Linked DNA regions of Homo sapiens: regions 1 and 3 are each linked to region 2. A link is a contact called in ENCODE Hi-C or POLR2A ChIA-PET data. All regions are on one chromosome and are shown on one strand. The core of a region is the stretch at or near the end of the contact, and the rest is flanking DNA. Distances in the headings are between cores, read along the strand shown.

What was found. Hi-C counts contacts between places; a loop is a spot of excess contacts on that map. ChIA-PET counts read pairs that join two places held with the same protein, here RNA polymerase II (POLR2A). Pooled maps may share reads with other maps.
Region 1: a loop to region 2 is called in a pooled map, with 2.1 times the contacts of the local background. The contact joins two enhancer-like sites. A Hi-C loop is called at or near these places in 1 of 168 maps with a recorded cell type or tissue (CD4-positive, alpha-beta T cell), 1 of 37 single-sample maps with no recorded cell type and 16 of 50 pooled maps. POLR2A ChIA-PET finds 5 or more read pairs at or near these places in 1 of 52 experiments (activated CD8-positive, alpha-beta memory T cell).
Region 3: a loop to region 2 is called in a map of esophagus muscularis mucosa, with 2.3 times the contacts of the local background. The contact joins two enhancer-like sites. A Hi-C loop is called at or near these places in 2 of 168 maps with a recorded cell type or tissue (CD4-positive, alpha-beta T cell and esophagus muscularis mucosa), 1 of 37 single-sample maps with no recorded cell type and 14 of 50 pooled maps. POLR2A ChIA-PET finds 5 or more read pairs at or near these places in 1 of 52 experiments (activated CD8-positive, alpha-beta memory T cell).

What each region holds. Positions count from the first base shown.
Region 1 is chr6:169,203,818-169,208,602 of GRCh38, reverse strand. No RefSeq gene overlaps it. Among named protein-coding and RNA genes, the nearest start is that of THBS2-AS1, 7.0 kb to the left of the region's middle. Within about 2 kb of position 3,254, at least 2 of the 41 ENCODE cell types and tissues checked have a DNase peak (open chromatin) inside an H3K27ac peak, as active enhancers do.
Region 2 is chr6:168,903,251-168,907,775 of GRCh38, reverse strand. No RefSeq gene overlaps it. Among named protein-coding and RNA genes, the nearest start is that of LINC01615, 260 kb to the left of the region's middle. Within about 2 kb of position 1,840, at least 3 of the 41 ENCODE cell types and tissues checked have a DNase peak (open chromatin) inside an H3K27ac peak, as active enhancers do.
Region 3 is chr6:169,227,019-169,231,894 of GRCh38, reverse strand. THBS2 (thrombospondin 2) reads left to right here. Exons shown (of 22, transcript NM_003247.5): 14 at 2,216-2,323; 15 at 3,614-3,773. All of the region lies in intron 2 of THBS2-AS1 (THBS2 antisense RNA 1), which reads right to left. Among named protein-coding and RNA genes, the nearest start is that of THBS2-AS1, 16 kb to the right of the region's middle. Within about 2 kb of position 2,057, at least 2 of the 41 ENCODE cell types and tissues checked have a DNase peak (open chromatin) inside an H3K27ac peak, as active enhancers do.

The DNA.
Region 1 (4,785 bases), core at 2,005-4,504, 300 kb before region 2:
GAATTGATAAATTTCCTTTATCATAATTTTCTTTGTCTCTTTCTACAGTTTTTGACTTAAGATCTATTTTATCTGATATGAGTACAGTTACTCCTGCCCTTTTTTTGGCTTGCATTTGCATGAAATATCTTTTTTATTCTTTCACTCTCAGTCTATGTGTGACTTTATAGACATAATGAGTTTCTTGAAGGCAGCACATAGCTGATTTTTCTTTTGAAGAAAAGTCATTCAGCCACTCTATGTCTTTGAATTGAATAATTATTCCATTTACATTCAATGTTATTATTCATAGGTAAGGACTTTCAACTACCATTTTCTTACTTGTTTTCTAGTTGTTTTGTAACTCTTCTTTTCCTTTCTTCTTTTTTTTTCTGCCTTCCTTTGTGGTTAAGTGGTTTCTTCTGGTTGTATGTTTTAACTCATTGAATTTTATTTTTAGTGTACCTATTATAGACTTTGGCTTTGTGGTTACCATGATTCTTACAAAAAGCATTCTATAATTATAAGTAGTTATTTAAAATTGATACCAACTTAACTTTGATGACAAATGAAAAGAAAGAAATAACCAGGAAAACCTGTATGCATTAACTCCCTTCTCCCACTACATTTTAAATCTTGATGTCACAATTCATATTTTTAATATTGTCAATTTCTCAAATATTGTTGTATTCATTTTTACTTCAATTGCTTTTCCTTTTAGTCTTCTTAGTAAATACACAAATAGTTTACACACCATGATTACCATATTAGTGTAGCAATCACATTAGCATTATTTTCTTTCAGTTTTAAAAACCCTTTCTAGCATTTCCTGTAGAACATGTTTGGTAGCAATAAATTTTCTCAGCTTTTGTTTTTCTGGTCAAGTTTTTTTATCTCCCCTTCATTTTTAAAGAGCATATTTGCTGGGTGTAGTATTCCTGGTTGACAGTATTTTTTCTTCAGCACTCTGAATATATTGTCCCATTCCCTTCCTACCTGTGAAGTTTCTGCTGAAAAGTTTGCTGCTAGGCATATTGGATCTTCCTTATATGCCATTTCCTACACTTCTCTCACACTTCTGTCACTTTCAAGAGCTTATCTTTGTTTTTGACCTTGGAGTGTACTTGTAGCATGTTTTGGAGTATTTTTAATTTGGTGGAACCTGACTGGTGACTTTGACCTTCCTATACCTGGATATTCATATCTTTCTCCAGATTTTGAAAGTTTTCTATTATTATTAATAATTAATAATGATAATTATTATTTTAAGACAGGATCTCACTGTTGCCTAGGCTGGAGTACAGTGGAGAGATCCTGGCTTACTGCAGCCTTACTCTCCCAGGTTCAAGGGATCTTTCTACCTCAGCTTCCCGAATAGCTGGAAGTACAGGCATAAACCGTGATGCCTGGCTAATTTTTAAAAAAATTACTGGAGACACAAGAACTCACTTGTGTTGTCTAAGGTGGCCTCAAACTCCTGGGCTTAAGTGATTTTCCTGCCTCGGCCTTGCAAACTCTTGGGATTATAGGCATGAGTGACTGCACCCAGCCTTATGTTTTTGCATAAGGTTTCTACCCTTTTTTATTTTTCAGTTTTCTCTTTATCTTCAATAACCTGAATATTTGATTTTTGCATGTCATTCCATAGAACCTATAAAGCTTTCTTCATTCCATTTCACCTTTTCCTTCTCTTTTCTTTCCTTTTTTTCCCTCAAACTGTTATTCTTCAAGCTCACTGATTCTTTCTTCTCTTTGGTCAATTTCTGTTATTGATACTGTTTATTTCATTTCTCATATTATTCATTGTTATTTTCTGCACAGGATTTCTGTTTGATTTTTCCCAAAATTTATTTCAATCTCTCTGTTAAATTTCTCTGATAAATTTCTGAATTGATACTTTGTATTTTCTTGAAGTTCATCAAACTTTCTTAAAACTACTATTTTGACTTAATTGTCTGAGAGATTACATATCTCCATCATTTTAGGGTTGATCTCTGGCACCTTAATCTGTCAGTTTGGTGAAGTCACATTTTTTTGAATGTCCTTGATGCTTATGGATATGTGGTAATGTCAGCACATTGAAAGATTACGTATTTATTTTAGTCTTCACAGTCTGGCTTTGTTTGTGCCTGTCCTTCTTCTAAATAGAAAAAGTATATTCTAAGTAGATTGACTGTTGAGTTCCCTGAGCCTGTGACCACTGCAGCCATATTTGCACTAGAAGACACTCTAAGTCTAGGCTTGCTACAAGTCTTGTAAAGACTCTGAGGTTGACATGACTTTCCCCATGTCTTCCTTGGGGAAGACCCAGGGAATGTACTTGGGCTGTGTGGGAATGCTGGCCAGGAAGCTGAGTCCAGAAGGCTGTGTCAATGGCCCAGATGGATGTGCCACCCAACAGGTCTCTGCACAGTTGGGCTGGGTTCCCAAGTGCAGCAAGAGTGGCTGAAATTGAGACTGGGTCCCCTAGAAATCTGCTGTTGGAAGAAGGCTTATGGGTCTTTCACATTGGCTCAGGTGGGTATGTATCTCCCAAGCAGTTCTTGCACAGATAAAATCATTCCATAACTGCAGCAGAAGGGGCTGGAGCTGGGAATGGGCCCCTTTGGAATCTGTTGTGGCACAGAGGTTGGAGAGCCTGATCTTGGTTTAGAGTGATGCATGTTGCCTAGCAAGTTCCCGCATCAATGAGATGGCTCACCAACTATAGCAGGAGGGGCCAGAGCTGAGCCTGGGCCCCCTGAGGATCTGCCGTGGAATGCAGGCTGGAGAGCCTGGTGTCAGTGGCTCAGAGGGGTGCACATTTCCCTGCAGGTCTCAGTATAGATGGGCTAGTTCTCTGATTGTATCAGAAGGGGCCAAGCTGAGACTGGGTCCCCTGAGGATCTGCTGTGGCATGCGGGCTGGAGAGTCTGGTCTCATTGCCTCAGAAGGGTGCAAATCTCCCTGCAGGTCTCAGTATAGATGGGATAGTTCTCTGATTGTAGCAGAAGGGGTCAGAGCTGAGGCCAGGTCACCTAAGGATCTGCTGTGGGAGAGAGGTTGGCAATCCTATCAGGCAGTCTCAGACACCCGGGCTGCCACAGATGGGTGAATCTCTCTCTGGGTCCTTGTGCAAGCAGCTCTGAGCTGGCACCTCAGCTTGGGCGCACTGGGACTGAACTATAGGGAAACTGTCAGGTTCACCACTGAGACTGATGTTAGCAGGCAGATGAGCCCTTCTGCCAAGACCCTAGTGTGTGTGATTCCTTCCAGATCCCTTGGCAGGTGGTTTGGATTACAGCCTCAAGGCCAAAATGGGGCTGTAGCCAAACCCCTTGGAAGACTGAGTCATTTCTGGGTTTGAGCCTGGGAGCAAGTTCAGCAGACCAGCCACCCGAGAGTGGGTCTGAACTCTTAAAATGACCCTCCACAGTGTTGGGCTCCAAACTCCTACCTGAATCTTGAGGCTCCAGCAGAGACTTGATTGTGGATGCATGCAGAATTCTTATTGTGGGAGGATATGAGCTAGTTACCTTCTATTTTGCTTTATTGCTGACATCACCTACTTAATATTGTAAAGATGGTAATACTGCCCCACAGTAATCCACAGATTCAGTACAATTGCTTTCAAAATTCTGATGGTTGGGTGGTTTTTGGCAGTATTAGAAAAAATTATACTCAGATTCATATGTAATTACAATGTCTTCTAAAAATTCAAAACAAGATTGAAAAAGAAGAACAAAGTTGGAGGATTTACACTTCTTGATTTCAAAACTTACTACAAAGCTACCATAATCAAATAGTGTAGCATGGACATACAGATAAACACATAGACCAATGAAGCATAACTGAGAGTCCAGAAAGAAACACATATATGTATAGTGAATTGATTTCAATGGAGTCTTAAGACCATTGAATGAGGAAGGAGCAGGCTCTTCCACAGGTGGCCCTGGGACAACTGGATCTCTACATACAAAAGAAAGAAATGGTTCCTACCTCACATTCTATACACAAATCAACTTAGAAATGTATTGGTGACCTACTGTAAGGGCTAATACTATGAAACTCTTCGATAAAACATAGGGGTAAATTTTCGAGGCCTTAGATTCAGCAATGGATTCTTAGATATGCCACTGAAAGCATGAGCAATGACAAACAAAACTAGATAAATTGGTCTCTATTAAAATAAAATTAAAACCTTTTGTGTAATCTCATAAGTAAACTATTTACTTATGAAAGTAAAAAGATGTATGACTCAATGGGATGAATATTTGCAAATTATATATTTTATAAGTGTCTAGTGTCTCAACAACTAAAAGACAAAGAACTCAACTCAAAAATAGTCAGTGGATTTGAATAGACATTTCCCCAAAGAAGTTATACAAATGGCCAAAGATAACATGAAAAAACCCTCGACCTCATCAGTCATTAGGGAAATGAAAATGGAAACCACATTGGGGTGCCACCTGCCACTCACTGGAATGGTGATAATAATAATTAAAAAGGGAAGTATTAGTGAGAAATTGGAACCCCCATATATCACTGTTGGTAGGAATGTAAAATGGTGCAGCTGCCCTGGAAAACAGCTTCACATTTCCTCAAAACGTTAAGTGTGGAATTACCACATGATCCCAAAGTTTCACTCTTAGGGATATATAACCAAAATAACTGAAAACAGATCTACAAACATAGTTTCATACCTGAATGTCCATAGCAGCATTATTCACAGTAGCCCAAACATGTAAACAACCCAAATGTTCATCCATGGATAAATGGCTAAGCACAATGTGGCATGTACATACAGCAACATTTTGCTCATCTGTA
Region 2 (4,525 bases), core at 591-3,090:
ATGGTGCCTTTTCCCACTAGTCAGAAAGGCCTCAGAAGCACAGCCCATTGGAGAGGCTGCACAAGGGGTTTGCCCAGCTGGGGGAAATATCAAGGGCTGGACAAAGCACTGCTCTGGTCTCTCCTAAAATATATAAAAAGCAAAACTCAAATGGCTCAGAATCAAACTGCTTTCAAGTAACTTACTGTCTCTCCCAGAAAAGCTCAAGAATAGGATGGCAAACATGTCCCATAAGAAGAAAAATAACTATGTCTAGCTCTGAGACAAAAATTACCAGACATCAAGAGAAGCAAGAAAACATGTTTTATGATGCAGAGAAAAGGAGATCATAACTCATCCACAGTTGATAAAAATGAACAAATAGCAGATAAGATGATTAAAATCATTATTGTAACTATGCTCTATGTGTTCAAAAAGCTAAGAAGAGAGATGGAAGATTTCAAAAAGGCCCAAATCAGATTACCAGAAGTGAAAACAATAATTTGAGATGAAAACTGTACTGGGTGGGATTTATGGAAGATCACATGTTACAGAAGAAAAAAAAACTGATAAACATGAAGACATAGAAATATTCTCAAATATAGGTACATTTAGATAAGAAAAATTTTGAAATATGCTAATGAGTAAACAAGTATGGCATGAGAACTAAAAATAAAATCCTCAGCCCCCTGCGACTAACCCACCCCCTCTTGGCCAAGGGGACCCCAGAGAAAACTTTACATGTTAGTTCTCAGCCCTGATGGGATGGGAGGTTAGACACGCCTCCTTATACCCACTCCTTTTTGCGGTTTAGACACAACAGCTGACCAGCACTAATGTTAAAATAGAGGTCATAAGACTGATAGGACTGACTCTTTGTGGCAATAAAATGCCAAGTTATCAATAGGACCTAAGGCAATGCCAGGAAAGGGTTAAGTCATGCAGCCTATGCTAAAAGAGTAAACTATGTTCTTACCGACACAAGGCTTTTATTTTTCTCTAGCAGCTAAACAAGCACTGGCCAAGAGATAAGCAATGTTGAAGGAACTGCAGCTTACCAATCATGAAACGTGGACTGACCGCCTGCTCCACCAGCCATAACTATAGCTTTGATTGACAAGGGGCTGATTTCAATACCTGTCTCCTGTTGAGGTCACCGACCATGGACTGGTTCTGGCTGGTTTACAGCAGCTGTGCACCGAGTGCCTGTGTCCCTACTTCACACTGTGACATATAAGGCTTAATTGTCATGCATTTGAATGTTAAGTCTCCACCTCAGAGTAAATATGGGTCATATGTAATATGCATGTTTGTTCAATGGGTCAGGACACCTTCATGAATATTCATCGCTCCTCCTATAATCTGTTGAATATGTATGTTGAGCCAACCCCTTCAGCATAAGTTCCTGTCTCACCTTTTCTCCTTTGAAATGCCTGCTAAAGGTCCCTGCCAGAGGCTATACTTCCCAGCCTGTCAGAAGGAGCACCTCGTAGGCTGTAACCCTCTGTAAGAAATAAAGTTGGCTTTCAAAATTTATAGACCTTATCATTTTTAAGTTGAAAGGCATGTGGCACAAGCACGGTTGGGGGAACTCATATGAGACAAAATTCTGAGATGCAGCAAGAGTGTCCCCAGATGTAGAAGTGTCCCCACTACTCTGACATAGTTCTGTTTCATGTGATTGTAGTGACTTTGAAACGTCTTGACATAGCCAGGCAGAATGACATTCCTCTGAAGCCACCTTTCGTATGTGTCTTTTTAAGGTAGACCACAAGAAAATGTTTGTTTGAGACTTGGAAGATGGAGAGGAAGCAGCAGCCATTTAGTAGCTCACACCCTTGCAGCTGATCCGCTGACTCACTGCATCGGTGTGAAGCAGCAGCTGGTTCTGCAACAGCTTTTTTTTTTTTTTTTTTTTTTTAAACTGGATTCTCTCTCAGCTCTTCTGACTTCAGGCTAGATATGTGTGTGTAATGCGCTAGCAAAAGGGCAGCTTCTGCAGGAAGCTCACACCAAAGTCAGAGGCAACAGGAATGGACATGGGTTTCAGCCCATCCCAATGGGATTCCAGTCAGGCTTGTGATTGTTCCTTCCTGAATGCCTGGCTTCTAAACTTCAGGACCCGGTGTCAGGTTCAGCCTGATAACAGCAGCCTGACACAGGCTGCTTTAGGAGTTCCCACAGTTGTGTAATCCAAGTCCCTATAGCCAATCCCTATATATGAATATGTACGTATATAAGTATATACACAGGGACAAACACACACACACACACACTGAGTACGTACTGATGTGGTTTTCTGCATTCATGTTTTTAAATGCCTGGTGTTCTAACAGAATGCTCATGAGTGTGCACTCGTCCTGGCTCCTATATTAACTGACTGTGTGTCTTTGGCCAAGTGACTTATCTTCTCTGAGTCTCAGTTTTCTCACCTGTAAAGCAGGAATAATATTTTCTCCCATAGAGGTAATCATGAGATAATATATGTAAAGTTCTTAATTTAGCAATGGACTTACAGTACCCAATTTGGTAGATACTGTTTTCTTCAGTATCTTTATCTTCTCCATTAGACACCAGAAAAGTATGACCTCAGAAAAAGTGCATGATGATGACACTTTAGAAAGCAGAAAATAAAATCCAAGACAGAGAGGAAAAAAGGGTAGCCCAGAGTCTGAGGCATGATTGTGGTCAGGGTCCCTCAGCCTTGGGAGGGGAGAAGCAGCAGAGTCAAGGCTGGGTGTAGGCAGCAGGGGAGGCACACAGGAGGAAAGGAGGGGAACCTAGGCGAGGCCGGGTAAAGCAACGGAAAGAAATGTGAGGTGATCACACGTCTGCCTTAGGCTAGCCCAGAATACAGAAGCTAGCATGAGGCTGACCTCATTATCAGATGGTATTACTGATCACTGTCCATTACCTTCATTTCTTAACGAATAAAAATTTTCTTAACAAAAGTTTAAATACTTAGTGTTCATTCATAATGTGTAGTTGTATTATGAGCCCAAATTGTTTATGATAATTTTTACAAAGATTCACATTTGTCCTCATTTAGAATTCATACAGAGCTTCCTGATGTGCAGAGCTCACACCCCACTTAGGCCTTGTTTGTTAACTGAATAATAGTCATTTTCTGTTGCACAACAGTTAACCGCTAAGAAAAGGCATGGTCAGGCTAATTCTTTGACTGTAGCTCTCTATTCATTTTATGGTCACAACCATATTCCATGATCATCTGTTAGATTCAAAACATGAGGAACTCAAGGACCCAGTGAAAATTACCTTCACATCCCCGGCCATAACCCAGTATGACAGGACATGTGTTTAACTGAATTATAAACCATCAAAATGAAACAGCCGAAAAGTCAAGCTATTAAGAATGGGGCATTTTCCCCCGAGAGGAATGGCTCCATTTAGAGTTCATTTTGTTAGTTTATTTAGAAAATACAAAAGTGCTTACCTGTGTATACTGCCGCTTGCTGAGGAAGGTTCCAGTCTGAGGACCTTTAATACCTTCTAATGGAAGCGAGTTATTTCACAGAGGAACTCAACTTTCCCTGCAACATGCAGTTCCTCCCAGTGAGTGAGGGCATTGTAGGCCCCGGGTGCAGGAGGTGACGCTGGCCCTGCTCCCTTACCACGGCCCCTGGTTAGCTCCTGTTCTGTCTTTAGTCTCCTCTCTGTGCCTGCCCCCACCCCACTTCTCGTCCCATTCACTTATCCCCCCCGGCGCATTTCAGATGTGTGCTCGGAGATGCATATTTACAGGTGGGGTATGCAGTGCTGTTTATTGTGAGTGTGTTTATTGATTTATGTAAACAACTTTTTGCTATGAGGTATATCCTACTTTTTATTTTCTCACTCAAAGCTACACTTCTGAGATGTGCCACGTCACTGCTGGGATTTGTCTCTTAGCTGTGTAGCATTTCCCAGCAATGGCCGTGCCTGTGACATTGCCATCTGCGTGACAGTGAAGACATGGCAGGCTCCACTCCCTGCACTACAGATGCACGATGTTGGCATTGTCACTGAGCTCCCAGCATGGGGGTGCAACAGTGTCGCAGCGTGGGGCAGCGGAGTCAGTGTGACAGTTCATGATTCAATTAAGCACATTTGTTGTCATAATCTGCGATGGCTGTGGATGTGGAGATTATTTTAAATGGGTCCTCAAGGCTCTCATAATATTTTGAATCTAATAAATGATAATGAAATAAAATAAGAATGTGCCCATAAAATAAACTGAGAGCTATTGCCAAGGGATTAACCTAACAAATCGACTGCTTTATTTACGTGCTTAATTCTACTTAGCACTGGTGCATTTCTTTCCACAATGACTCCGCTAATGACAGGACCGCCAAGGGCACCTGAAGTCCTACCTTGTTGCATTAAATCATTATTCAGTCACCCCTTCATACCTTTCATTGACCTGAATAGCAGCTGAGCTCCTACTACAGGCGTAGTATTGTTTTAGACAGGAAGAACCAGGGACTAGTGAGATGAACAGGACCTTGTAAGTATAAAGTGTACATCCTCGTGGGGAGACAGATAATTC
Region 3 (4,876 bases), core at 808-3,307, 320 kb before region 2:
GGGGCAGCACAGGGAATTTGGAAGGAGGGTCTCTCAGGCCTCTTGCCTGATCACCAGGTTGAATGCATCCCCCTGGTCCCCTCTCTGGAGGTCCTTAGTAGACACAGGCACACTCTGGCGCCGCCCACTGCTGGGCACAGAGAACCTCGGGCACGTCGGCCCATATTTGCAATTGCGCGCATCGTTAACGCCTGAAACTGAGCAGAGGGAGGACGCCGGCTCCACGCTCGGCTCCAGGCTGTGCAGAGGCCATTGTGTCTCAGGCAGGTCTGGCCAGGCTATGTCACTTGGAAAGAGTTAGGACATGGTTTTCTTCCCAAAGCCCAAGCGTGTTGCAGTATAAGGAGCTGCTCAGCTGGAAGAAGGAGCTCCTTCGGGGCCCATCCCAGGCTGGACTGCTTTCCTGTGGCCGCTGGAACGAACACCACGGCCCGGGAGGCTCACAACAACAGGAATCTGTTATCTCACAGCTCTGGAGGCCTGAAACACAACGTCAAGGTGCTAGCGGGGCCGTGCTCCCTCTGCTTCTCCCAGCTTCTCTGGCTCAGGCGTCGCTGGGCTTCTGGCGCTGGTGGCTGCATGGCCCTGACCTCTGGTCGGCTTCACACCACTTTCTCCAGTGCCTTTCTCTCCGGAAACTTCCTCTGCCTCTCTTTGATAAGAACACCTGTGGTTGTATTTAGGGCCCACCCAGATAATCCAGGATGAGCCTCACTGTTCAATGTCCTTGACCTAATTCCACTTGTTACCATACAAGATGAAATTCACTTCAGCCATATCAGGTGACATCCCCGGGCGCCAAGACACTAGGACGCGGACATCCATCGTGGGGACTGCCACTCAGTCCACCGCACAGGGTGCCCCAAAATGTTTTAGTGCAGTTTTATGCCTTAAGAAGGTCAGACATGGAAATGCCACAAACTGACACAAAATATCATTTGAAAATATAAATATATTCATTTATTTAATATTTAATCATTCTTGCAAATTTTGTGTTAATTTTCTCTGTCAGTCCCGCTTGATTAAAGATGCCAAATACTCACTGAAACAAAATATGAGTATGTTTTAAAATCAACGAGGCACTGATCCCAACCTATGTTACACCCCTTGGCTACCCAGCCTACCCTTCTTGAAGCCCCTGATTTCAGAAGGTCAGCTGCAGCTGAGTCCGTGCTGCTAGAAGATATCCCGATTATTCTTTCCATCATTGTGGAATTTTAGATGGAAATTTAATAACTTCGAAAATGGTATATAATTTGCAAAGTTATATGTATATATACACATACACAAAAGGATTTAAAAGTGAGACTTGACAAGGGACCCCTGTGCCCGTTCCCATATTAACCCGACACACAGGTGCTGGATCCTCCCCATTGCCAGGGGCCCCCGTCTGGGATCCGTGTCCTCCATGACAAGCAACATGCTCTCCTTTCTTAATCTGTAAGTGCTGAAACTCTGGGCTCCAGCACAAGACCCCAGGTTCTGTCTTCTGATTCAACGAGTGATGTGCTTTGAGCCACGGGGATGACACACCCTTGGGGCTCTTGTACTGAAACTGAAACGGACACGCTACTCTCTACCTTTTCCTGGATTTCCAATTCCCTCAAGTTGTTAGTGTCTGCACAGCTCAGCTTTAAATTATGGTATAACTGGACTGAAATGAAAGGAGTTTTTGCCCAATTACATGCATTACCCACTCACCGTGAAAAGCTGAGTTAGCAGATAATTTCAAGTTCTCAGCCCTGGTTTCTGAACATATCACATACATATTTGAAAGACTCTTTTCTTTGAGATTTTTTGACTGGTGAGGGTTAAACGTTTATAAGCTTTGGCATTTTGATTTATGAGCTGAAGTCTGTGGGAAGGAAAGCACCACTAAAGCCTCTTTTCTCTCCCATGTTCTCTCAGAGCAATACCTTGTCATTCTCTTCTTGTTTCTGCAGTTGTTTGGCAACCTCACTGGGATTCTGGGCTCCGAACACAAGTTTCTTTTGTCTCCCTCGTGAGTAGTGGTGACATAATTTCCAGGGCAGGAGTTGAGAAGAAATTCATGCGCTTCTGGCCTCCTGGCTCCTCTCTCAGCTCCCGCTTGAGATCGAGGACTGATGGGGCACGCTTCCTTCCTCGGCGCCATGCTGGTTTCATTTCACCTGCATTCCTGAAAGAGGCGCTTTCCTAAATGTTTTTCCAAGTATTCTTCCTTCTCCAATTGCAGGATAACTGCCCCCATCTGCCAAATTCTGGGCAGGAAGACTTTGACAAGGACGGGATTGGCGATGCCTGTGATGATGACGATGACAATGACGGTGTGACCGATGAGAAGGTAGGAGCAGCTTGTGCCGCGCACCTGCCCTGGGTTCCAGGAGCAGCGAGGTCCACAGGAGGCCACTTTATACCAAACAGCCCTTGTCAACGTAACTGCCATTGTCCTGCAAGCGTTTGTGCATAGGCAGTTCCCAAAGGTCACTATAAAGACAGTCCTTTGCAAAAGCGGATTTTACCTCAGTGCATGGGGCTGCCCAGGGTGTGCTGCCGGAAATGTTTTGAATAATTTTTTCTATTTTAACTGCAAAAAAATAGAAGACCTCCTCTCCTTCTGCTGAGGAGCCAGTGATGGGCAAGGCTGACACCACCATGAGTGATAGACTTGCCTTTATGGCAACATTTAAAATATTACCATTTTTCTAAGAAAATTGCTGCAAACACAAATGGTTTAATGTATTTGTACACAAAACAGCTCTAGCAAGAATAGATCAAGATTTTACTCACTGCTTTTTTACATCTGACTTTGATGGGAGACATTGACTCACTAATCCATTCATTTATTTGATATTTACATATCTCTCCTCACCATGAAGTGTATGATATACCATTTTTGCCTTAGCAATCTACAAATTTTCAACAAAAGACAGATGCATAAATAATGATAAAATGATTTGATATGGAAAAAGTGTTTGGCGAGGGCTAACTCTTTTTTTTTTTTTTTTTGGTCGCTCAGGCTTGAGTGCAATGGCATGATCTTGGCTCACTGCAATCTCCATCTTCTGGGTTCAAGCGATTCTCTTGCCTCAGTCTCCTGAGTAACTGGCATTACAGGCGCACACCACCACGCCCGGCTCATTTTTGTATTTTTAGGAGAGATGGGGTTTCACCATGTTGGCCAGGCTGGTCTCGAACTCCTGACCTCAGGTGACCCGCCTGCCTTGGCCTCCCAAAGTGCTGGGATTAATGGTGTGAGCCACTGTGCCCGGGCCTAACTGGCTTTTTAAAGCACTGGGATTAAAGGTGTGAGCCACTGCGCCCGGCCCTGGTCTTGAACTCCTGACCTCAGGTGATCCGCCCGCCTCAGCCTCCCATAGTGCTGGGATTAAAGGTGTGAGCCTCCGTGCCCTGCCCTGACTGGCTTTTTGAAGTGCTGGGATTACAGGTGTGAGCCACAGTGCCCAGCTGTGATTAAAGGTGTGAGCCACCGTCCAGCCCTAACTGGCTTTTGTGTTTGTTTGATTTCTATATTGATTTTCATCAACCTTGAGTACATAACTTATAAGTGCTAAACGGCCCGACACACATTCCTATGATCTTCGTTAAAGTCTTCCCTTTCTTGGTTTTCCAGGACAACTGCCAGCTCCTCTTCAATCCCCGCCAGGCTGACTATGACAAGGATGAGGTTGGGGACCGCTGTGACAACTGCCCTTACGTGCACAACCCTGCCCAGATCGACACAGACAACAATGGAGAGGGTGACGCCTGCTCCGTGGACATTGATGGGGACGGTGGGTGCTTCTGCTCCTTCCCATGCGTGCACTTTTTTTTTTTTTTTGAGATGGAGTTTCACTATTGTTGCCCAGGGCAGTAGCACCATCTTGGCTCACTGCGATCTCCACCTTTTGGGTTCAAGTGAGTCTCCTGCTTCAGCCTCCTGAGTAGCTGGGATCACAGGTGCACACCACCACGCCTAGCTAATTTTGTATTTTAAGTAGAGACGAGGTTTCACCATGTTGGCCAGGCTGGTCTCAAGCTCCTGACCTCAAATGATCCGCCTGCCTTGGCCTCCCAAAGTGCTGGGATTACAGGCGTGAGCCACCGCGCCCGGCCCAATGCATGCATTTTAAGGGTCGCAATTGGAGGCATTGGCAAGTTTCATGTTTTATTCTGAATTTTGATAAGCTCCTTTCATTTTTACACTACTATAAGATTAAATGATTCATTCAGTTATTCCCATAGGGACCCATGCTTATTCTGCCTTGCCTTTTCCTGAAGGTCAGGGGACACCAGCCACAGGACCGCCCTAGAGAAAGCTATGCATTTGGTATCCTCCTCTCTCTGACCCCAGCCTTGCAGTCCTGGGCCTCGTGCTTCTTCATGGCATCTTTTCTAATGTTCACCCTTCATTCAAAAATTCCAAGAAGCCATTTCATGTTTTCATCAAACTGAGCTTCTAGGAGTTAGAATAACGTGGGTGTATTGTGGTTACCTCTGCCACTGATCCCGGTTGCTGCTTTATCCGGAGAGTTCGCTGGCCTTGGTAAGCGAGCTCTGCAACCCAGTGCCACTGTCACCGCATGGTCATCCCTTCTCTTGGGGTGCCTGGAGACCAGGCGAGTGCTTCTGTAGAACCAGCAAGAGCTGGGGGCAGGCTCGCCTCCACGCTGGAGCTCGGCCCCAGCTCCTCCACACTTCGCCTCGTGGGGTCCTCTTCCCAGCCCGGCGCCAGCCACCCCCTTTCTGAGCCACCCCAACCTGCTGTTCTGTCTCACAGCGGGTTTCTCAGTCTGATCTTTTCCACTGATTTCTGCCTCCACCCTCCTCTCGTTCTCTGGGAATGTGGTGGGTTGCTGTCTGAGGGCTCGTGGTGGCCAGGGGGCTCCTCGGCTCC